Linked DNA regions of Homo sapiens: region 1 is linked to region 2. A link is an interaction called in ENCODE POLR2A ChIA-PET data of the cell type or tissue named here. Cell type or tissue: PC-9. All regions are shown on one strand. Links, peaks and the distances in the headings refer to the core of each region. The heading gives the core; the rest is flanking DNA. Region 1 has its middle 180 kb from the start of PLXNA4-AS2. Region 2 overlaps PLXNA4 (plexin A4).

The links. Peaks named below come from ENCODE experiments on the same cell type or tissue, not always from the same donor. Only the 100,000 strongest peaks of a DNase experiment are listed, where the experiment ranks them.
Region 1: POLR2A ChIA-PET joins it to region 2 with 8 read pairs; 2 of 35 experiments call an interaction of 5 or more read pairs at or near these places.

Annotation. Positions count from the first base shown.
Region 1 is chr7:132,077,765-132,089,045 of GRCh38, reverse strand. It overlaps the pseudogene LOC100533635. Among named protein-coding and RNA genes, the nearest start is that of PLXNA4-AS2, 180 kb to the left of the region's middle. In PC-9, for the core only: no CTCF peak of the experiment used is centred there; no DNase peak of the experiment used is centred there.
Region 2 is chr7:132,132,575-132,143,855 of GRCh38, reverse strand. PLXNA4 (plexin A4) reads left to right here. Exons shown (of 32, transcript NM_020911.2): 30 at 3,045-3,257; 31 at 10,657-10,807. Among named protein-coding and RNA genes, the nearest start is that of PLXNA4-AS2, 120 kb to the left of the region's middle. RefSeq lists a silencer at 4,020-4,220 and an enhancer at 8,666-9,166. In PC-9, for the core only: no CTCF peak of the experiment used is centred there; a DNase peak (open chromatin) is centred at 4,825.

The sequences.
Region 1 (11,281 bases), core at 3,093-5,592, 54 kb after region 2:
CATTTATAAACACAGAAATGGTTACAACAAAGACAGCCATGATGAGTGGGTATATACATATGTACACATATATATGTAGAAATCCTTGCCCAGCAACCAACTATGGCATCTAGGGAGCTAAGGCCAGTCTTTGTATTTGTCCTGAAGGCTCCCTTCTCCACAGCAGCCCCTTTTCTGGGGTTTCATGGAGTACATAAAACTCCCTCAGCTCCTTGGGGGCTGGGCGGGGGATATTGAGATGAGAAGGTCTTGGCTGGCAGAAAAGGGAGAGGGAGGATCCAAGGAAAACCATAACCCACACTTCTAAGACACCCTTGACCACCCTGGGAATCTTGGCCCCTTGGGAACCATATCATAGCCCTTGTCCCTTTACAGATAAAAAGGAGATCTATTCCCCACCCAAATCTCCTTCTTCCAGAGCAGGTAGGAAGTAAGGGGAGATTGTGAGGGGAAGAAAATGGGTCCCGGGGTTGGGGCACATGAGAAACCTCTGTTCTTTTGTAGGCAAGAGCAGAAGAGGAAGCTGGCTGCATTAGGGTTTCCTTCTGTCTGATATCGGGGAAGGCCAGCCGCTAGTCCTCCATAGGCCCAAACCTTGAGGAAGAGGGGGTAGGGGGTCAGTGCTAACACTTGACTTTTCTATGAAGTCACAGCAAATTCCTCCCTGGAGCACCAAGCCCCAGTTTTAAAGCTTTGCTTGGGCAGGGAGGTTGCTCGATGACACCACCATCCCGGTGCTCCTGGGCCAGCCAGGAGGGCTGATGTTCCTTTTGGAGAAGGGTAGAGAATGAGGATGAGGCTGGAACCCTTTAAAGGAAGACCATGCCTCAAGCCCAAGGATGGAGCCAGCACCTGTCAAGGAGGGAGAGGACTTTTCCCAGCAAGAGATGCTGGAGAAAGAAGAGACTAGAACTTCTTTCTCCTCTTTCCAGCAACGAGCAGCTGGCCAGGTGCTCATCTGGAGGATGCCGGTGGTGACAGTGAAACAGATGTCCTTATGATGCCCCTCTACCTTGCTGGGAGTCAAGTCAAGGGACTCTGGGATGGAAGGTTGATTGCTGTCCCTATCCTGGGAGGATACTGCAGGGGACTGGATGGGTGGTGGCTAAGGCTGCTACTGCTATGTCTGGGAGGCCTGGACCTGGGCCTGAGCCACCGCTGCTGTCACTGCCACCTGCCCATGCTGCTGGAGATCAGGAGGGCTGTGTTTGTGCCTGTGTTTCCTAAGGGATGTTTCAGACGGACAGGCCCAACTGCAGAGAGTTGGGTGTCCTCCTTGGTGTGCTTCACTGTAGCATAGACAGGTAGACAGGTGCCCCTCTATGAGGCCACATCCATGCATGCTGGATGATAGCTGTGGCACTTGGAGGGCTAGTGTCTGCTGTGCTGCTGTGTGTGAGGCAGTGAGCTAGAGGGTATGTGAAGGCCTTCTCACATCCCGGGGGCACATGCACATGGACCATCCCTGGCCTGGATCTGTGTGTGCTGCTGGAGGTGGGAAGCCCCCTGGCAGTTGGAGCAGTGGTAGGGCTTGGCCCTGAGTGAATACAGAGGTACTGGAGGGGTAGCAGCTGTTGGCAAAGGTCTTGGAGGAATGTGGGACCTGTGGGGCTTACCTTGGTGTGGGGCTTGGAGCACATCAGCATCTCTAACTTCCAGTAGGATGTTAGTGAGCACATTGGCACCTTTATAATATGATGTCAACATTTTCCAGAAGCCCTCTTATTGTATAAAGCAGGGTACACCCATGGTCATATAATAAGTTTGTGATAGAGCTGAGATCTGAATCCAGGAACCCAAGGCTCTGTCCATTTCCTTTTGCCACAGTTCCCTTCACTCTCGTAAGTCATTCCATCTTTCTGATGGTCATCATTCTCCGTAGGGAAGAGGGCCTAAGGTTCATTTATCTCAGGCAACCCTGATTCCAGCATTGCTGCTTCTTTTGGCCCTCTGTGTGGGCAGGGGTTGGGGTGGGGGATGGGAGATTAGAAACCACACTGCCACTTCCATCACCTTCTACCTCCCTCTCGTTAGGCCAACACCATCTTCTTGGAGAGGTCACGAACCACCTGCAGGACTTGTGAGGCAGAGGGAGGAGCAAAGACAATCATGGGAAGCCAGATGGGGAGGTTCAGAGCCGATCAGGCTGTAGCCCCAAGAAAGCCTGAGGGGACTGGACTGGCAGGGGTCAGCCCCGTGAACAGCATGGGGACCACCAGGATGCGTGGGCTAAGCTGCTCTGACTTGGCCTCCATCCACACCCATCCCGAGGGCAGGGAGGGGTCCAGGACCCAGGGCCCAGGGGCAGGTGCTCCCAGCAGGGCAGAATGGAGAGATGGAGCTTTATGTTCTTCATGAAACCCCAAAACGAGGGGTGCTGTGGAGAAGGGAGCCTTCAGGGCAAATGCAAAGACTGGCCTTAGCTCCCTAGATGCCTTGGTTGGTTGCTGGACAAGGATTTGCACATATACATGTATACATATGTATATACCCACTCATCATGGCTGTCTTTGTTGTAACTGTTTCTGTGTTTATAAATGCATTATCTCTGAGAATCTTCATATTTGATGTTTTATTTATTTTTGTCCTTTTTTTCCTCCACCCTGTCCTCTGGACACAGCATTTTTATCTCTCTTTTTTTTTCCTTAAAAAAAAGAGGCCACAGCTGGTGAGGGCTCAGCCTCCATCCTGCTGACAAGCATGGTGTTCTCAATTGGCCCTGAGATGGTGGGGATGCAAGGCCAGACATACAAGTTAGGATTTAAGTGGGAGTCTTCCATTCTACCCTCTCTCTTCTTCCTGTCCTCTTATTCCTTCTCCTGTGCAGAACTCTAGAACTTCACTGCAATGATTGCTGTGGAGACACCAGGGCCAGAGCCAGAGTGCAGGAGGGTCAGCATTTGCTAGAAGCAGTGCTGCAGTGCATGCTACCAAAAACTCCAATTCCTCCACACCCACCTCCCTCGGGCGCACTGGACAGGAGAGGGTGGAGGAAAGGCAGTGCATTATTGTGAACGAAAGCTCACAGTTAACACTGGGGCTCACTCCTTTTGTTGTACATTCTATAGGTTTGGACAATGGTATGAGGACACCTTTTCACCACTACCATTCCATACAGAGCTGTTCCACTGGAGTGGGAATCAGAGAAAGGTTTCATGAAGTCTAAATATAATTTGGACTTTAAAAAGAGAGGCCAGGCATGATGGCTCACATCTATAATCCCAACACTTTAGGAAGCCAAGGCAGGAGGATCACATGAGCCTAGGAGTTCGAGAGCAGCCTGGGAAACAAAGTGAGACACTGACTCTAATATAGACATAGATATAGATATAGATATAGATATAGATATAGATATATAGATATAGATATATAGATATATGGTCACAGTGGTATGCACCTATAATTCTAGCTACTTGGGAGGCTGAGACAGAAGGATCCCTTGAGCTCAAGAGTAAGAGGCTGCAGTGAGCTATGGTGGAGTCACTGCAGTCCAGCCTGGGCAACAGAGCAAGACCCTGTCTCAAAAAAAAAAAAAAAAAAGGTGGGGATCAGATTTTCAGATAGACCAAGAACCACAAATAAAACCAAAAAAGAAAGAATGTACAAGGCATTATTTGACAGATAGTGGGTATGTCGCTCTGTCTTAACCAGAGGTTCATATTTGGAAAGGTGACACTGAGAGTGAACACTAATTTGGCACTATTATATGCCAGGCAACTGATAAACATTTTATATTGATTATTTCATTTAATCCACAGCATAATTTATAATATAGGTATTACTGGTAGAGGGTCTTGACTGCAAGTTGTCCAGGTTCTTGGTGTTTTGAACAAAGAATTGGGCAAATTGCACAATAAAGCAAGGAAAGAATGAAGCAATGAAAGAACAGAAGCAGGAATTTATTGAAAACGAAAGTACACTCCACAGTGCGGGAGTGTGCGGGAGCAGGCCTGAGTGACAGCTCAAGGGCCCAGATACAGGATCTTCTCGGATCCAAATACCTCTGAGAGGCTTCCCATTGGCCACTTCATGCTCACCTCATGTAAATGAAGTGGTGGCCTGCAATCGGTCTGATTGGTTGCAGAAAGCAACCTATCAGAGGCTGAAGTGAAGTTACAAAGGTCACATTCCTGTGCAAACCAATCAGAGGCTAAGGTGAACTTACAAAGTTGCACTTCTATCCAAACGAAGATTCCGCCTGCAATCAGTCTGATTGGTTGCGGACAGCCAATTTCCCATCTGCTAGGTAAAAAGGTGGGGGGTTTGCAAAAGTAGTAGCCTCTGGTCCTTTTGATACTTAGGTGTGACAGTAATTCCTTTCAATTTAGTTCAAGGAAGTCCATGTGAAACAGACTTAGGTTCCCCGCCTCCAGACTCTATTTTCCTGCCTCATAGGTGTCATCATTACCATTTTAAATTAACACGTGTACAAATTAAAGTTTGGAAGGGTTTTTTAAAACTTTTGCAAGGTGACACAGCAGGTATTTGGAAGATCTGGGATGCAAAGTTGGGCAGAATGAGTCCAGGGTTCTTTGTCTCAGAAACTACGCTATAATCCCTGCATGGTAAAACCAAAATCAGACAGCAGACATGTGGAAAAGGTAAATCGGGAGCTGTTTGAGATTGAATTGGATGTCATGTCAGGCTAAATAATTGTTTTCTTTCAGCAATGTGGTTTTCAAGAAACGTATATACAAGTATTTTGTTTTAGTAGTTGAGACCAGAAAGCCAGGATAGGTATGGATTTTTAGAACCTTGTCTGTTTCATAACAGCTCATCAAGGCTACAAAAACCAAAACCCTGTTTAGGGGAAGGGCCTGAGAAAACCCTACTGGGGGACTTTGTCTCGAAGATGATCTGTCAAGTAACCCGAGGAGAGAGGCAGAGAGCTAAAGAAAAACCAGTAAGAGGTTTCTGACATCATTCACATGCTGGCCCAGAAAGGTCTCGGCATGAGATGGTCGCCGTAGGGATTGAAATAAAAGGGAGGTTATGGCAGGAAGTGTGAAGGAAGAAATGAGCAGTCCTGGGGAAGAGGGAAATGTGTGGAGGGGTAAAGGTAACTGGAGGAATGATGAAACTATGTTTAGAAATCCTAAACTTCAGAGGAGGGGATAGTGTCAGAGAGAACACAAGCTGGGATTTAAACTCTTAGACAACATCTGGCCAGGGACAATCTGGTGGCACTGTCCCTAAGAGTTGCAAATAAAGTCTGGAGTTTGACAAAAGGGTCGATTGTAGAGTTCCGGATCTGAGCATCGCCTCCACAATGGAGATGAGGAGTGCATGAATGAAACCAGAGAGGGGAAGAGAAATGCCTGGAGCATGCGTGGAGGAAGTTAGCATGACGCAGCAGGGATGGAGAGGGACACTCAGAGAGGTGGCAGGAGGATCAGGTGGCCAGGGCTGAGCCTGGGACTAAGAGTTCCAGAGGGAAAATTGAGGCACACTTGTAGTCTACACTGCTATGAGAGTGGAGGGGACAGAGGCTAGGACAAGGCCTTTGGGGTCATGAACTGGAGGTCACAGAGCAGAGGAGAAGGGAGAAGCGGCAGCCTTGGAGTGGGAGCAGCATTGGGGCTGCTGGAAGCAAAGCCAGAACGTGCCTTTCCTCAGGCACAGAAGGCCCAAGAGGACAGGTGTGCTCGAAGCTCTTGTTCAGATGCCAAGGGGATGCACGACATCAGAGCTCAGTGACTGTGAGGACTGGACCCAAGCAGCTGACTCCAACGGGCAGCAAGAAGAGCTGGTCCCCCCAGAGCCCCCAGACACACTTGCAGAAAGTGCTGCGTTGGTAACAGCTGCCGCCACCAGAGAGGAACAAGTGGGGCTACGGGGTGGGGGAGGGAGACCGACTCCATGTATATTTTGACTTTCATACCGTATACAAGTATTAGCCATTTGAACAAATGAAGCATTAAAAATAATAACAGATGGAAGAAGTACTGATTAGGACCAAGAACCAGGGCTAAAAGGAGTTAGGGAGCTCCAGGGGAAACAGGTTAGAACTGTGAAAGTCAACAGCATCCCACGCACGGAGCCGCATGGAGCCTGGCTCAGCCACTCTGCCGTGTGTACACGCACAGGTATCCATACACAAGTTAGAGGTGGGAAAGCAGTTTTTTCCTCTGAGTAGAGAACATGCAGGAGGCTTAGATCCTGAGATCTGGCTCTACTTTTAATTCCTTCATGAGCTGTTGCAAGAAAAATCAATAAGAAGCAAAGACGAGGCTCCTTCCTCCTTTTTCTTCTTTGTCTTTTGGTCTTTTATTGCCTCCTTTTTATTTTTTTTTCAAGGTCTTGTTATCATATGCAGTGGATTTAACAAAGTATTAAGAGCCGGTTTTATTTTTATTGGAAAGAAATGTTAGTTTAACATCAGCCCAAGGAGAACATAATTAGGAAGGCAAATCAGCTCCCAGGAATGATCAAATGGTACATTTCAAAACAGATGGTAATGATTTAGGGATTATCCACTGGCTTTGGGTTACTTGTGCTAGTGTTCACCTCCATCAGCTCTGCTAACCAGGAGGTAACTGTGGAATCCATAAAATCCTTTAAAGCAAATTTAACACTCCCAGCAGTCACCCAAAGCCTAGTGTTTCCCCATGGGGTTGAATGTACTGTTATCCATTATTTGTGTACTCAGAGGGGACAAATGTTAGAGTTAGTACTCAGCATCAGGTCATCAGTATCTGGGGATAGGTTTCTTTGAAACTCATTTTGTGCTCTCACTCTGTCACCGTACACACACGTGCATGAACACAGCAAGTGTGAGAGATTATAATATCCCAGAGTAATATCATTGCTGAGTATGGGTGTTAATATTTCAGTTACTCTCTTCAAACCCAAGTCTATGTCTTACAGTATCCCTGGGCCCCAGGCCCACACAGACAGGAAGCCAGCTTTGCTTGGGATGATTGGTTGCTGCTTTTTGCTCCCTTAGATATTTTATTTTAAGTTCCAGGAGTCTCTTGAGCTCTAGAGTTAAGTTACTGAAATGGGAGAAAAGGCCAGTGACAGAAAAGGTAACGTATGGGCTGGATTCTGCCAGGAACTCAGAGCTGGGTGCAGGAGCTGGATTGCAGACAGCATCTCACTCATTGTTTATGTTTTCTGATGCCATCATGGCAGCCTCATAGAGCAAGGGAAATAAGCTGGCCAAGTCCGGGGCAGAATGGGGCTCCAGGAGGAGAGGGCTCCTGGAGGCTGAGCTCAGACTGCACTTTACTCTGGCAAGGACACCAGGACCACAGGCTTCAGTGGTCAAGTCCAATACAAGGCAGGTGGTCAGGCAAAGATTCTGTGCATTCTGAGTGTAAGAGACAGTCTTGGAGATGCAGTTTGTGGACTAGAAGTTTCAGAATTTAAGGACTTTCCGAAACTTTGCAGAAACAATCCAGCAGCCTGTTTGACAGCGTAGACCTGTCCTGAACACTTTGGGATGTTTGTTCATCCTCTACACCAAATTCACTTCTCACTCACCAGATGTGTCTGGAGTGCTTTAGGATAAAGAGGCTCAAAGTACTACGGGAGCTTCAAGGAAGGGGCCGTTAACTCTGCCTGGGAATTCTGGGGAAGGCTGCACTTTGACCTCATGGTTCCTGGAGGAGTTCCTGGCAGCAGGAACCAGTTGTCTGCCAATTGCCTTCTGAAATGAGCTCAGAAATCCAGAAACAAACCTTTCTCTTGAGAATTAAGCCTTATTTGGGCATAATTAGGCTTCTGTGTTTGGAGGTACCAGGGCTGGGTGTAGGACAATCTGCTTCTTTGGATGACTCCACCAACTGGAGAGAAACCAAGTACCTTTCACAACCCAGGCAGCAGGATCAGGATGTGGGATGTTTTGCACATTCCAGGAGCCATTCTGGCATAAGAGCTTTGGAGAGAATTCACTAGTATTAATGTTGAAGACTCTGGCGTCCAGACAGGATCATGCGCTCTGAAAACTCTGGCCCACCATGAAAGTAGGCAGCAATGGGAAATGGGTCAGAGAGTGATTTATCTTCCTCCCCAAGGAGCCTGCACAGCTTCACAATGCTTATCTCTTCTAGGTGATCCTGCTTTACTAAGAGTTCCAGATTCCAAGATGGCCCCATACATGCAGCCCAGGAGAAAGGAGCTGCACCAGACACACTGGGATTTGAGCTTTAACCGTCCTACTAAAGCTTGTCAGCTGTGTGCTCCCCAAAGGAGTACTTCCCTCTCTGTAAAGAGAAAGAATTAAAGACTCTCCTTCCAGTAAGAGGATCACAATGGCCTTTAGCACACACTTCTGCCCTGGCTGTGTGTGCCACTGAAGCAAAACCAACCTCCTGCCAGAGGGTGCCTGGCAAGAGGTCAGCAGCAAGATAAGCCACTCAAGGATTACTGGATCCAGGTGTGGACAAGGGTAGATCAGAAGCGAGAAGGCCAGGAAAGCAATTCAAGAGGGCAGGAAACATCTGGAAGGTTCATGCCTCCCTTGAGGGCTTTGAGGGGTGGATGTTGTCCTGTCTAGTATCAGGAAGCAGGGCTCTAGCCATGAGCTCCAAAGAGCTGGTACAAAACTGTTTCTGGGGCTTGAATGGACCAAGCCCAGAGGCCAGTATCTGAAGCCAGGGAATAAAGTCAGAGTGGGAGAAGAAAGGGCAATTAGACACTGAGTTGGGTTGGAAAACTACTGGGCTAGGACCGAGATTATAACTTAACAGTCAAAAACAACAATAATGGTAAACATAAGGGGTTCATTCTTCTAACATTCAACAATCTTGCTATGCTCCAGGGGTACAGATAAATAAAACTATTCCCTTATGGCAAGGAGCTCACAGAAAGCTGGAGGAAAACAGCCCTGTAAACTCAACATTTTAACAGAGCAACTGGAATGCTTTAGGATAAAGAGGCTCAAAGTACTATGGGAGCTTCAAGGAAGGGGCCATTAACTCTGCCTGGGAATCCTGGGGAAGGCTGCACAGAGACAGAGATATTTTGAACTGTGTTTTGAATGATGAATACCAGGTTCCTCTGTTGGAAAGAGAGGCAGGCATTCCAAACAACAGAGAGAACACCATGGGCAAAAGCAGAGCTCTGTGCAGGACGGTGGCACATCATCAGAGTACGGAGCATTGGTAGGAGGGGTCCTTAGAGGAGAAGCAGAGGGACAGGAGGAGGGGAGGAGAGGAGAGAGAGGACAGGACCAAGTCAGGGAGAGTCAGCATAGCTGGTCTGAGTGTGGACCTGACGCACAGGTGGCAAGGGACCATTGAGAGTCTGTTGACATTGATTAGGCTTCTTTGGTTATAAGCAACAGAAACAAGTTCTCACTTACTTAAACAAGAAAAAAAAAAACATGTCATAGAGGGAAAACAGGTGGTTCCCACACCTGTTGGAGAATGAGGAGTGTAGGGAAGGGACTGGAATCAGGGCTGGCCTGGACTGCAGACTGCAGGAACAGGCCACAATGTCTTCAAGGAGCTGTTGCCCCCAGGACAAGTCAATTTCACCCCACTCCACTGGCCAGCCACAGTCCAGGGAAGAGTCTGACACAGGGCTGGGGTCACATGCCCGCCTCCTGGTTGGCAGTCTCACCAAGATCATCCACTGTGGGTGGTGCTTCCCCAAAAGGAAATCAGGGTTCTAGAACCAGAAGGGGATTGACGCAGGTGCTGCCAGAGCTTGATACTTGTGTGCCTCTAGTGTTTAAGCCAGAAAATGACAAACACACAGTGCAGGGATCAGCTAACTTTTCCTGTAAATGGCCAGAGAGTAAATATTTTCAGCCTTGTGGATCATATGGTCTCTAAGGCAGCTACTCAACTTGGCTGTTATAGCCCAAAGCAGACAGACCACACGTAGACCAATGTCTTTACTGCTTGCCAGGAAAGCTGTATTAATAAAAACATATAGTGGGCCCGATTGACCCCTGGTTTAGAGCCATATTAGGGCATAAGAGAAATACAGAAGGTTAGGAAACTGAAAGGAAAGAGACCAAACCAGAAACTGGTCTGTCTATAAAACCACGTCCTGGCCAGGCGCGGTGGGTCACGCCTGTAATCCCAGCACTTTGGGAGACCAAGGTGGGCAGATTGCCTGAGCTCAGGAGTTCAAGACCAGCCTGGGCAACATGGTGAATCCCCAACTCTACTAAAATACAAAAAAATTAGCCAGGCATGGTGGCATGCACCTTTAGTCCCAACTACTTGGGAGGCTGAGGCAGGGGAAATGCTTGAACCCAGGAGGCGGAGGTTGCAGCAGTGAGCCAAGATCGCGCCACTGTGCTCCAGCCTGGGTGACAGAGTGAGTGAGACTCCGTCTCAAAAAAAAAAAAAAAGCCAACAAAAAAACACATCCTATGGGCTGTCATGCTAAGTGCGTCCTATGGGGAAAAAATTCTCTACATTTTTCCTCTTTGGGACACTCCCAGGCAAAGCATCCCTTTTACAAACTTCCTTTTCACAAGCATTAAGTTCTGTTTCTTCATGCATTCAACTTGTTTCTTAATTGTTTGTTTCTGAAGTGGGTTCTATTTGTTTGGTGTGTTTTGTAAGCCTTTCATTCTGGCAAAGGTAGCCACAGTTCTCCTCAGCAGGATACCAGGCACGTATTGACTGTTTTTTGAAAAAATTGCACTGTAACCACAGGTTTCCTGGTGTGGTACACCTGTATTTATTGGAGTCAATTTTTAGAAATACAACAATACAACTGCTTCCACACTTTCCGGGTTGCTGTTTCACTCACTGCTTGCAACCCTCAGAGCCTTTCTCCATACTGCTCTAAGACATGACAGCTTGGGCAAGAAGTGGCTGGAACGTGGAGATGGCGCGCACAACCGTGGCCAGGCAAAAGCCTAGCCCTCTTTTGTAATCACCTCTTCGGTGTGAGGCAATATGCTGTGAATTAGTGTGTTCCAGGCCCAGAGTGGTAACATATGGTGTATCTCTGCTCATTCTACATTAAATCCTGACATTTTGCAGCTGTCAAGATAAAGCTGTTTATATGAGTAACATTGTAGTTTGTTTATAGGGAAATAATGTGTAGCAAGTTATGATTAATCAAGGTGTCTCAAATCTGCTGGAGGCTTCTAAATAGATTTGTTTTCACTGCCGTGCTTTTTGTCTCCTAAATCAGGGGTTTAGTTGCCCCTACCTCCTTTGTCCGGCTCCTGTTTGTGGTCTTGTCCCCTGTGAGATGGATGAAGAGTGAAGCCAGGCCACAGAGAAGCAAGAAAAATCAGGATACGGCATGGGCTAGGTGACAGGAAGGACTCACCTGAACTCTTCCAAACCCCAGAAAGCTCATCAGA
Region 2 (11,281 bases), core at 3,620-6,119:
GTGAGAGAAGACCTTCGTTCTGGGGTTCTTCCAACCTTTCTGAAATAAGACTCAAAAATCTAGATTGCTCACTCAGTGTAGCAAAACTTTGTGATGCGATTTCCTCCTTTTAAAGCTGTGCTGGGTCTGATATCTCCCAGGACCTGCCTTTAGGTAAGATGCGTTTAACTCTTCTAGACTTTGTGGCGTGACTACTGGGAGCTGTTCAGTGGGGCATGTCCCCAGCCTACCAATCTGCTTCTGTTAGTGAGTCTTCCTACTTACTGCCTCCATTGAATGTTAGCAGCCTTCAGGAAATTTTTAAAAAAAAATGCTCTGCCCAGAACTTCTCTCGGTCCTAGCTGGAGAAAGTTGGGTCTTTCTAAACATTTCTACCTGCTTTTAGTAGCACAGTGCAAGAATATCACCTACAATGGTATCTAAACCATTTGTTTTCACCCCATCCCTCCTGCTGGGGCAAGGCCACCTCCAGGGGTGCCATAATGTCCTTGGAGTGGAGCCAAATCTTCTTGGATGCCAGCTCTTCCAAGTACTCAGGTCTGAGCAAAGGAAATCCCAGAAAGTAGACAGTTTCCCCCAACCCTGAGGACACTTTCCCCCAACCCTGACTTGATCTATTGCTATGCTGAGGAAGACACAGTCTGGGAATTTTAAGATCTGCATATTGACTTGGAGTTAATTGTCTCTGATGGAAAAGTGATTATTTTTTTATTCCTGGCCCAAGGTGTAACCCACCCTCTCCCCACCCCCTTCTTCCACAGTTCCCTACCTCTTCTCTTTTAAATAAACCTCCTGCTCATTTAGCCTGAGTGGCTGCAATCAACCAGAGATTAGTGCCACCACTAATGTTAATAATATGCTAATATTTCATTAGGCGGGAACCTCAGGTGGGTGCTGTGGCTTCCCTGTTTGCTGTGCCTGTCAGCAAAACTGGCTTGAGGACCGGGAAGCATAGGGAAGAAACAACCGGCAGAGCAAATGTGGACTCCCAGAGTCCCTATCCTTGGTGTAACTTGTGGAACAACAGGAAGATGTAAACAGAGATTTCGTTAGCTGGAAGTCGTGAGTCCTGCATTCAGGGCTCTGAGCCCAGCTGTCAGGAAGGCTGGGCAGCTGGAATGACCCCTACTTTCACCTGGGTGTTGTGGCTGTCTGAGCTTTCCTGGGTGCCATCCCATTATTTCCTATTAGGGATTTCCAGGGATGAAGCAAACACCGCCAAACATTTTCAGACCTCAATGCTGCCTGCCTGAGTCCCGCCCTGCACACTTTGTAGGAACTTAATAGATCCTTGTCGACTGATTGGCAGTCTTGAACATTAGGTTTTCCTGTATTAATAGCATTTGTTATTTGTACATGCTGGCTGCTGGGAGATAGAGCAAGTATAGAAATATTGTACTGGTTCTATTGAAATGATGTAATTCAAAGAATTTAAGTTCTAACGAGCAAGCCAAACACATAATGAATATTCTAACTATTACCATCAGTGAGAACAACCACCAAAACAATAAAACATCAGGGGAAATGGCAGGAGGCAGAGGTGGGAGCAGAGGAAAGAAGTAAGCAATCCCTTGCATGGTGCCTAGCCCTCTTTCCCACCTGCGTCCAAGCAGGCTGGTTGGAAGCCGTAGGATTATAGCCTGCAGGGATGGCTACAGCCAAAAGGGGCAGAAGGTCCCAGGATTGGGACATTATAAGCAACAGGCTTACAATAGCAGACTGCAGGGCACACTTTTCCCTCTTTGTCTTTGTTAATGCAGATTTCCTGTCTGCAGCCCATCCTCCACCACCTTCCTCCAGGCCTCACCCTGCTAAGAAACACACAGGCCAGGCACAGTGGCTCACGCCTTGTATTCTCAACACTTTGGGATGCAGAGGTGGGCAGATCAACTGAGATCAGGAGTTCAAGATCAGCCTGGCCAACATGATGAAACCCCATCTATACTAAAAATATAAAAATTAGCTGAGTGTGGTGATGGCTGCTTGTAGTCCCAGCTACTCAGGAGGCTGAGGCAGAAGAATCGCTTGAACCCAGGAGGCAGAGGTTGCAATGAGCTGAGATCGCCCCACTGCACTCCCGCTTGGGTGACAGAGCAAAACTCCATTGAAAGAAAGAAAAAGAAAGAAAGGAAAGGAAAGACTTACACAAGTTTTAAAACTCCCACCATCAAGTGCCCCCTTTGTGAAGGCATTCTGGACACTGCCCTCTGGGTAGGCTTGATGCTTCCCTTGGTCCCATGCTGGACCCTACACATCCCTGGTCCTAGCACCAACAGTCCTCCCGGCATGTAGTTGATTTCATGTCTGCCTTTCCATGAACCCACCAGAATGCAGGCTTCTTGAGAGCAGAGGATGTGTCTCATTCATCACTGTATCCCCAGTTGCAAGCACAGTTCCTGGTGGGCAGGAGGTGCCAACTGGAGGGGAAGGAGGGAATACGATGGGGCCCATGAGGTGGGTGAATGTGGGTTTTCAAGCGTGCCAGCTTAGAAATGAAAAATCAGTCAGCTACACTGTACTTCTCAGCCCCAGTAGGAGTAGGCTGAGAGGCCCAGGCAGGGAGGAAGGGTGTGACTTCTGCCAAGTCATACAGTAGATGGCAGAGAGTCAGATACAAAGCCTAGATTCCAAGCAATTCCTTACAGTTTGCCAACTAGATGCTCTTGTACCAGGCTTAGGAGCAGACAGACAGAGAGTTAGAAATTCCGCTTTATAGCATACATCATGGCTGCCTTTTAGACCAAAGGGAAGATGATGAGCCCTGCCATCAAGGCTGGGTATCAAGTCCTCTCAAGTACCTACCAACATTATATCTCTGGATGAATTATTCAGCCTTGCCAGTCCTCAGTTTCCTGGAAGGTAAATTGGGGCCCTGCAGACCTGCCTCACCTCCCTTCCCTGGCACATCCCATCCGCAGCATAGAGAAGGCTCTTAAGTTCTATTAGTTCCCCAGGCTTCTCTCCTTCTCCAGAGACCCCTCCTACCCACACCACAGCCCCACTGCCCCGTCTTTCCTGACCATCTGCCTCTTCCTTCCACGCAGCCTGCCCCTGAGGTTTTGGGTCAACATGATCAAGAACCCGCAGTTTGTGTTTGACATCCATAAGAACAGCATCACAGACGCCTGCCTCTCTGTGGTGGCTCAGACCTTCATGGACTCTTGCTCCACGTCAGAGCACCGGCTGGGCAAGGACTCGCCCTCCAACAAGCTGCTGTATGCCAAGGACATCCCCAGCTACAAGAATTGGGTGGAGAGGTGAGTGCTGGGCCACGGAGCCAAGTCAGGGCCCCTTGCTGGAGCCAGCAGCTCCCTCAACAAAAGGTCCCCTCCCCATCAAAAACCAGCTGTGTTTCCAGATGAGTCATTCACAAAGCCTAATCCTGCCACTGCAACACCCACACCCCCAAGTCCCAGTGCTGCTGTCCCCTGAAACCAGAATAGGAAAACTTGGCCAGAGGTTGCCATGGTAGCTCAGCTTCCCTAGATAACAGGCCCTGGAGCCTAGTGGCTGAAATGTCTTCTAGGCCCAGAAAGGAGATGCGGCTCCCAGCTCTGATCTTCACCACCCACCCCCCAAAAAATAAATAAAAACTGTCATCATAACACTTCAAGGGGCCAAACTACATCATTGCTGCAGAAAAGGCTGGAGGCCTCTACCCATCTGCTACCGTCTGGCTGGCAGTTCCCAGCATTCAGTGGGGATGCCTTTGTCACTGTCTGAACAGTTTCTCACTCTCCCCATCCCTTGACTCTTGCATGAGCTCTTAATGCCCTGGTTCTTGCAGCGTTGTGATCAAATCCCAGTGTCCTGCAGAGCTCTCGTGACTGAAGGTCCCCCTATGAGCCGCAGGGCTGGGCTCTTCCTAGGGCAGTGCGACTCATGGTAAAGAAGGTTAATGGTTTGTCTGAGCCACATCAGCTCCATACGCCAAGCACCTGAACTAAGCAACCAGCTGAAGCTTTATTTATTCATCACAGAAGCCCTGTACTAGGGAGAGGACAGGAACTATAAGCTCCTTTTATGCCATGAAGGTGAAGAAATATACATGCAGAATGGCTAAGTAATCTGCCCAAGATGATTTAAAGAACCAAGATGAAACTAGATCCCAAGCCTCTTAGCTGACTCCCAAATAACCTTCCTACTTATTTGCGTTACTTTCAGACAGGGCCTCTGCCAACCCATATGGTGCCTCTGTATGGTTTAAGAAAGATGCCCCTTCCTACAGAATGAGGTAGCCCCACACCAAGTGCGTAGTTTGCTGAATGATGGGCTTTGTCACCCCCAGCTCATCCTCTTGTCCAAGTACCTTTGTGCAGTGAATAACCTGCGCAACTCTACATGGCAGTCCTGCATTTAGACTTTCTCTTTATTCTAAGTAGCTTAAATATAGGAAACCTAGAGGGAAGCTCAGATATGGTGCCTTTTGAAGAGTAAAAGAGTCCAGAAGGTGTTCTTGACTTGGTGACAAAATGAACTTTATCATTTTGCCTATGATAGAGACAGCCTCTGTCTTTATACTTGAAAATTGCCTTCCCTTATAAAAAGGAAATAACTAAGAGGGAGTAGAGTCCTGGCCACCTCAGTGCATTAGTGTCACTAAAAGGGTTTGATTTTGTTTTTCCCTCTCCCCTCTGCTCTTTGATACCCTCTCCTCCTTTCCTACTGATGCAGGTGGTGGACATGCCACCTCAGCTGTCCAAAAGGAAACTAACTCTTTTGTCCTAGTGTCTGATTATGTCTGAGTCACCTAGACAGGCTCTCACCTCCTGCTATGTAGACAGTGGCTCACTCTCCCAACAATAGAGCTGCCAGGAGCAGGCCCTCCAGCCCCTCCCATGTGGACAGCCAATTCTTCAGCAGGGAGAGGGGGAAGAGGCAGCAGCTGGGCTGTTGGTCATCCGAGTGCCACAGTGTCATTGTGATAGTGCCCCAGGCGGGGAAGGGGAAACCAGGGCTGTGAAGGGCTGGGAACATTTATAAAGTGTCTGCATAAAGGACACTTCCCAGGAACAGGCTGCATAGTCAGAGCTGAGGCTCATGCATGGGCTGAGCAAGTGGTCTCCTTTCTGCTTGGTGCTCAATGAGGTTTGTGCCATGCAGCTGCTGCAGGTCACAAGTAAACTCAGTCCATTGGGTTATTTTTAGGAGTGATTTGATGGTTTCCATTTCCTATCCCACTCGTGTCTTAGCAACCACTGACACTTTCAAGAAAGTCATCTTTCACTTACTTGAAGCCCCAAATCTTTTCTCCTTTTCGGGACCGGGGTACAAAGACAGATAGATCGAGAAAACAGCACAGACAGGGCTGAGGTCAAGCCCAGAGTTCTTCTTCACTTGGTGATGGAGGGACAAGTCCACGTCCACTCCCACTCCCAGAGGAGGTATCCTCCGAGCTTGCCTGGCTCCCTGGAGGGGAAAGTAAAGTCCGGCAGGGCAGACCTCACCTGGGACCACAGCACACCTGATCTCCCGCCTCCCCATTCCAAGGAAATTTGCAGCCTGCAGTTGAGGATGATGGTAGAGTGACCTGGCCACGGCTTGGTCACTTCTGAATTTGCTCCCCTGCTGTTGGTCAAATGGAGACAGTCCTCCCAGGACTTTTTACTTAGAGGCTCACTGCTGTGGAGTGTGCTCTGCATGTATTTGGGGAAGGTTTTCTGCACCATCACAACTAAAAAATAGGGCTTACCCTGGCTGGTCCTCTCTTCAGAGCAGGTGAAAAAGGGAAGCATATAAATTCAGGAAGCCTCAATAACTCTTGGTTGAATGGCATAGATGATTCTGCCAGTATGTTGAGTCTTCTAGAAATTCTTTACCCTCCCACTCATCTTTTCATCTGTCCTCCCACCCATCCCCCACTCATCCTTCCATCTAGTCTCCCACCAGTCTTCTTATCTGTCCTCTCACCCATCTTTGCGCCCATCCTTCCACCATCCTCATACTCATCCTCTCATCCGTCCTCCCACCTGCCCTCCCTTCTCTCCTCTCACTCATTCTCTTACCCATCCTCTAACCCATCGTCCCGCCTGTCCTCCCATCCATCCTCCCACCTGCCCTCACTCCTGTCCTGCCATCTATTTTTCCATCTCTTCTCCGATCTCTCCTCCCACCCATCCTCCTACCTGTCCTCCCTCCCACCATCTCCCCACCCATCCTCCCCTCCCATTCCTGCCTCCAAGTACCTTGTAATAATGGTGGTTTGTAGCCCCACTGTGGATTCCCAGTATTCATTCCCCTCATCCAAGAATTTAAGCTTTTGCTTATGGCCGAATCTGGAAAAAGGGAGAAGAGTCTCTTGGTTTCCAATTAGCAGTTAACTACTACCTTCACCTTACAGACAAAACACAACAGTGTCATCACCATGAAGTGGCGTGTTGTGATTAGTTGTAGTTTTTGTGTCATTACCAGTAGCAAAACATTTGCATACTTTAGTAGTGATTGATTTCCTCTGATTTTAACTTGGAAGAGTTGAAAGGTCATTCTTGCAGCAACATTGGCCTCACTCACTTGCCATCAGTCAGCTTTTAAGAAGTAAGTAGAATGGAGTCACAGCAGGCCACAGGGGTTTGGACTAGAGTGTGCCACACATTTGAATGTCATCTATCATGTGTGTCACGGCATGAAAAAAGGTTAAGAATTTTAAATATTTAAATATGCCTCCTATGGAAACCATCCAGTCAAATACATAAAATGGTGACAGCTTACCCTGGGAGCAAGATATAGTCTAGAGGTGAGATATAGACATTTCATTAACATATTCATTAATTCATGGGTCAAACATTAATGGTATCCATCATGAGTGAGTTGGGTACTTGAAATGCATTGAACTTGACCCTTTCTTTGCAGCTCCTGTGGTCAGGGAGGCCACACAGATGCTCAGCAGGCCCCACAAGCATCATAGTGGGGAAGTCAGGGTGTGGGGCCTCGTTCTGCTGGGCCCAGAGAGACCCTCCCATGATTCACAGAGGAAAAGACTTGTTCAGGGCCTTGAAAGGTACATATTGGGAATATCAGAGCATCAGGCTGGAAATATCTTTCACTCCTGCATCTTCATCCTCGAGGTGTGTGGAGGAATGCCAACGCTGTGTCCTTTCCAAAGAGTTTAGGGCATTGGAGACCATCTTCCCAATCACTACAGAGCTAACCTAAAGGCAGATGTGAGATACGCACTGTCACTCTCTGGGCCCAGGATTTCTGCTGGCATCCCACTACCCCATAGAAATCCACAGACTAGGACCCTGCAGACTGGCCAACAGTGGAGGATGCGGCTCTGTGGGGTGCTGATCTTTATGGCTGCTCCCAGAGGCCTGATGTCAGGACCTCAGGGGTGCTGGCCTCCTCCCTGCTGTGAGCAACTCAGCAAAAAGAACCAGGGAAGGCCAGTGGTGGGACCAGCTCCTTCTTAGCAGGTCAGGCCTGGGGCAGCTCGGAGGGGTCCTGAAGGACTTCCTGGAGATGGGCTCACCTGAAGGCAGAATGCCCACAGGAGCAAGTTCAAGCACAGGGGCCCAGGTTCCCCTTTCCCTTCCTCAATGCACAGCCAGCAGATGAGAATGCTTGTTTAAAGTTCCTTAACAGAGCCTAATTGTGTTCTTCCTGATCAGTAAGGCTTCCCAGTGGAGGAGCCCAGCACTGGGGCCGGCACAACAGGAGCGAGAAGGAAGCAAGGTTCACCCGGCAGAGGTAGTGCCGCATGAGTCAGCGTCAGGCACAAGGTGCTGGCTAGGGAGTGGGAGTGGGGGAGCAGGAGGGGTCAAGACAGCATCAACAAAGCCCTGCAGAGAAGATGGGACCACTTAGCAGCAGGCAGGCTTAGGATCAAAAACAGGGTAGACTCTCAGCAAGACTTAAGCCCCACACCCACAGACACTGGGCTGTCGGTGGCCATTCAGCTCAGCTGATTTAGAACTTGCTGAAGATGAGGTCATGCAGTTGGCCCACCTGTCAATAGTATGTGGCCACAGACGTGCCCTGATTTGATCCAGCCTCCCCAGTGCAAAGGGAACAGGAAAGAGACAGGAGCTACCCAGCAAGGACCTGACCTGAGAGAGAGGATGATGTGTTCAGGAGAGGCACGTCACCCAGGACCTCTAGATGAGATGGTCAGGGCCCCAGCCCTGTCCTACCCTACTCTCAACTCCCTGCCCTCCACCCCAGCAGCTCTCTCTGTCTTTCTCACACACACATATATACTTCTAGATATTCTCTTTGGAGAAATGGACAGGGCTTTTAGTGTGCTACCATGAGGCAAGACACTGTGAAGGCAGAATGCTGGGCTTCTGTTTTTTTCCCTAGTGATGGTCTCTTCACTGCAGACACAGTGGCCCCTAACCGAGGATTCCTTACACCTCGGGGACTATAAAGGCAGCAAGAAGGTCCCTGGCACTGTTTGCAAAAAGCCTGACAGAGCCACCTGCCTACTGTGAAAGGTTCCACAGCTGGTGAGAGAAATTACAGGAGTCTTTGCTTTTGATGACAGTTGTGTCCTTTCCATGGGAACCTGGGTTTTTCACCTGGTCAGAGGCTCTGATTGTGTACAGGTGACAGAGTATACCTGTCTGGTGGAAGCTTGGAACTCAGCTGAGTTACCAGAGTTGCGTGGCTGGCTGCTGGCCATGGTACCAAAAGTGAGTGAGGTTATTTGTTCACACTTTTTACAAATAAAGCCTGTGAAGATAGCCCTTTACTTGACAAACATATCTTGCTTGGTAGACATGGGATCCCTAAGGGGACAATGACACAAATCTCCTTGGGAATGGCAAGGTTGGGAGCTACTACTGAAATCTCTGGTGTCCCACTATAAAATGGAACAATGGCATTTATTGCATTCCAGAAATGGTTACAATGAATCAAGTCTCGCTGCAATTTTATACCTGGAATGTCGTTAAATTACTCAGAGCCCTGTGTCCTGAGGTACCTGAGGATGTGTTTTGGGGCGGGTCACAGGCCTCGAAGAGAACAGGCTCTTCTGGGGATGGAGCAAAGAAAGCAAAATGAAACAGGAAGGGGTACTGGGCCCTGAGGGTTCTGAAGGTGGAGGAGGGGCGGGGAATGGAAGAAGATGTGAAGGATGGAAATACAAATGAGACGGGGGCAGGGCGGCCTGTCTGAACACCCAGGCTGCTCTGAGAAAGGCCATGTTATTACGCCCTTGGCCTTGTTGCCTGTCTCAGGCTCCTGCCCAGCCAAAATGCTACCAGTTCAGCAAAACAGTTGAGAAAGTGTCTGGTATGTGGCCAGGGGAGTCCCCTCTGACCAGCCCCTTCCCTTGCCAGGGAGCACAGCTGTCATCTCCCTCCCTCTGCCTCCCCATTTTCCAGGCAGAACAACAGATCTGCAATCCCAGTACCACTGTGGCTCAAAGCAGGGAAGCCATCCCAGCCCTCACTAGCCCAGGGATGCTCTGGTGCAAATTGAACTGTCATTCCATTGCAGGCCCTTGAGCTGATGACTGAGATGGCACAGGAAAACCATCTCTGCCAGTCTTCACCCACCTCCTAGGCACTGATGGGAACAGTTAGAGGTCAGGGAAACAGCACAAGACAGACAGGGTCCTGGTTGGAGAAGTGAAGGATAGGGCTGGGAAAGACACAGGGCTGGGGTGCAGAAGGAGACTGTCCCGGAGCCTCTGACCAAGATTCAAGTTCTGAGAACTCCCAGGGTCTGTCATTGTCACCAATACTTGCACAACCCCAAGAGTGAGTGCCTTTTCTTAAACTTGGTGCCTAGGTGCCTTGCTTCATGCACCCTAGTCCCTGCCCTGCAGACTGTCCTCCCCCATCCCCTCTGATCCTAGGTTTCAGGTTTACTTTCTCCAGCATGGCAGCCACAGGGATTTGGCATGGGCTGGATTGGGCTAGGCTGAGCTGGGCCACCACAAGGCCTTGAGGTTTATGATGCCCTCCTGTCATTGCAGTTACCTCTTCTCTTTTATGCAGTCCACAAGCCCAAAAGTACATAGGAGAGGGTGAGAAGTGGCTGTCTTTGGGGACACTGAGGCCTTTCAGTTCCTCATTAAGAAACTGCGCAACCCCCCTCTGGTGGGGGAGTTGAGGTTTGGTGCATAAAATGTCAAATTGCAGAAATTAAAAATGTAAATGCTGGCATCTACTTAACCAGTTGACAGCAGTGCACAGCTGCAAGTGACAGTGACTGATTGCCTTCTACCAGTCTCTCCCTGAGTAGCCTCAGCCCTGCCTCCTCCCATTTAGCCCCCAGAGAGTGGAGGACATCAGAGAAGAGCAACCGCTCGGAAGAGCCTTCGGGCCCTGCTGGAGGAGATCCCTTGCGTCTGTGGGAGGGGCGTTAGAGAAACTCAAGACAGTCTAGACCTCTCTGTGTGGTAGCTGAGAGCAAAGAGGATGCCCGAGTTGGGACCCTCTGGCTCTCGGTTCCTCTCCTGTCTTGGCCACTCCCCAAATCCCTTCCCTCTATGCCTCCTGCATCCAGAGCTGCAGAGGGCTCTTCCTGGTTCGGACCCAGCAACCCAGATGAGAGAGAGACCACAGTGGTCCCCAGGTGGCCACAGCACAAGTACCCACTACCTGCAGTGCAAGCTGAGCTCATGGCCCCAGACACGGTGCTGGGAGCATCCATCTCTCCTCTACTCCGTATGCACGACTTCAGCTTCTCCCTATTTCCATCCCTCCACAGGTATTACTCAGACATAGGGAAGATGCCAGCCATCAGCGACCAAGACATGAACGCATACCTGGCTGAGCAGTCCCGGATGCACATGAATGAGTTCAACACCATGAGTGCACTCTCAGAGATCTTCTCCTATGTGGGCAAATACAGCGAGGAGGTAAGCTTTGCCCTGCTCCAGGCCCATTGGGATGGAAGGGGGAAGAGAATGAAGACAACCCTGCATGCCTCCGTATAAGAGATCATCGCCACAGACACATCCACCTCTGCTGGGGGAACCACCACTGAGGACCTGGGGCTGTGATCCAAAGGCTGGGATGCTAGAAACCCTCCATCCCATAAATTCTGCATTCATCCCTGTGCTTCTTAGATATGTAAATAAGTACCTGTTTCTTTTATATTGTCTTTTTTAATTCTTATTTTCTCTCCTGTATTTCTTCTTTTTTATGTTTTCCACATCTTTCTCTGATCTAACTCTCTTTAAACAGGCACCTCCTCACTCCTATGGGCCGGCTATGTGGTATGGCATTGTATGGTATGATATGGTATGTTGTAGAATAGAATAGAAACAGAATAGACTAGAAATGAAACAGAAGTGAGTCAAAACAGAATGGAATAGAATAGAATGGAATGG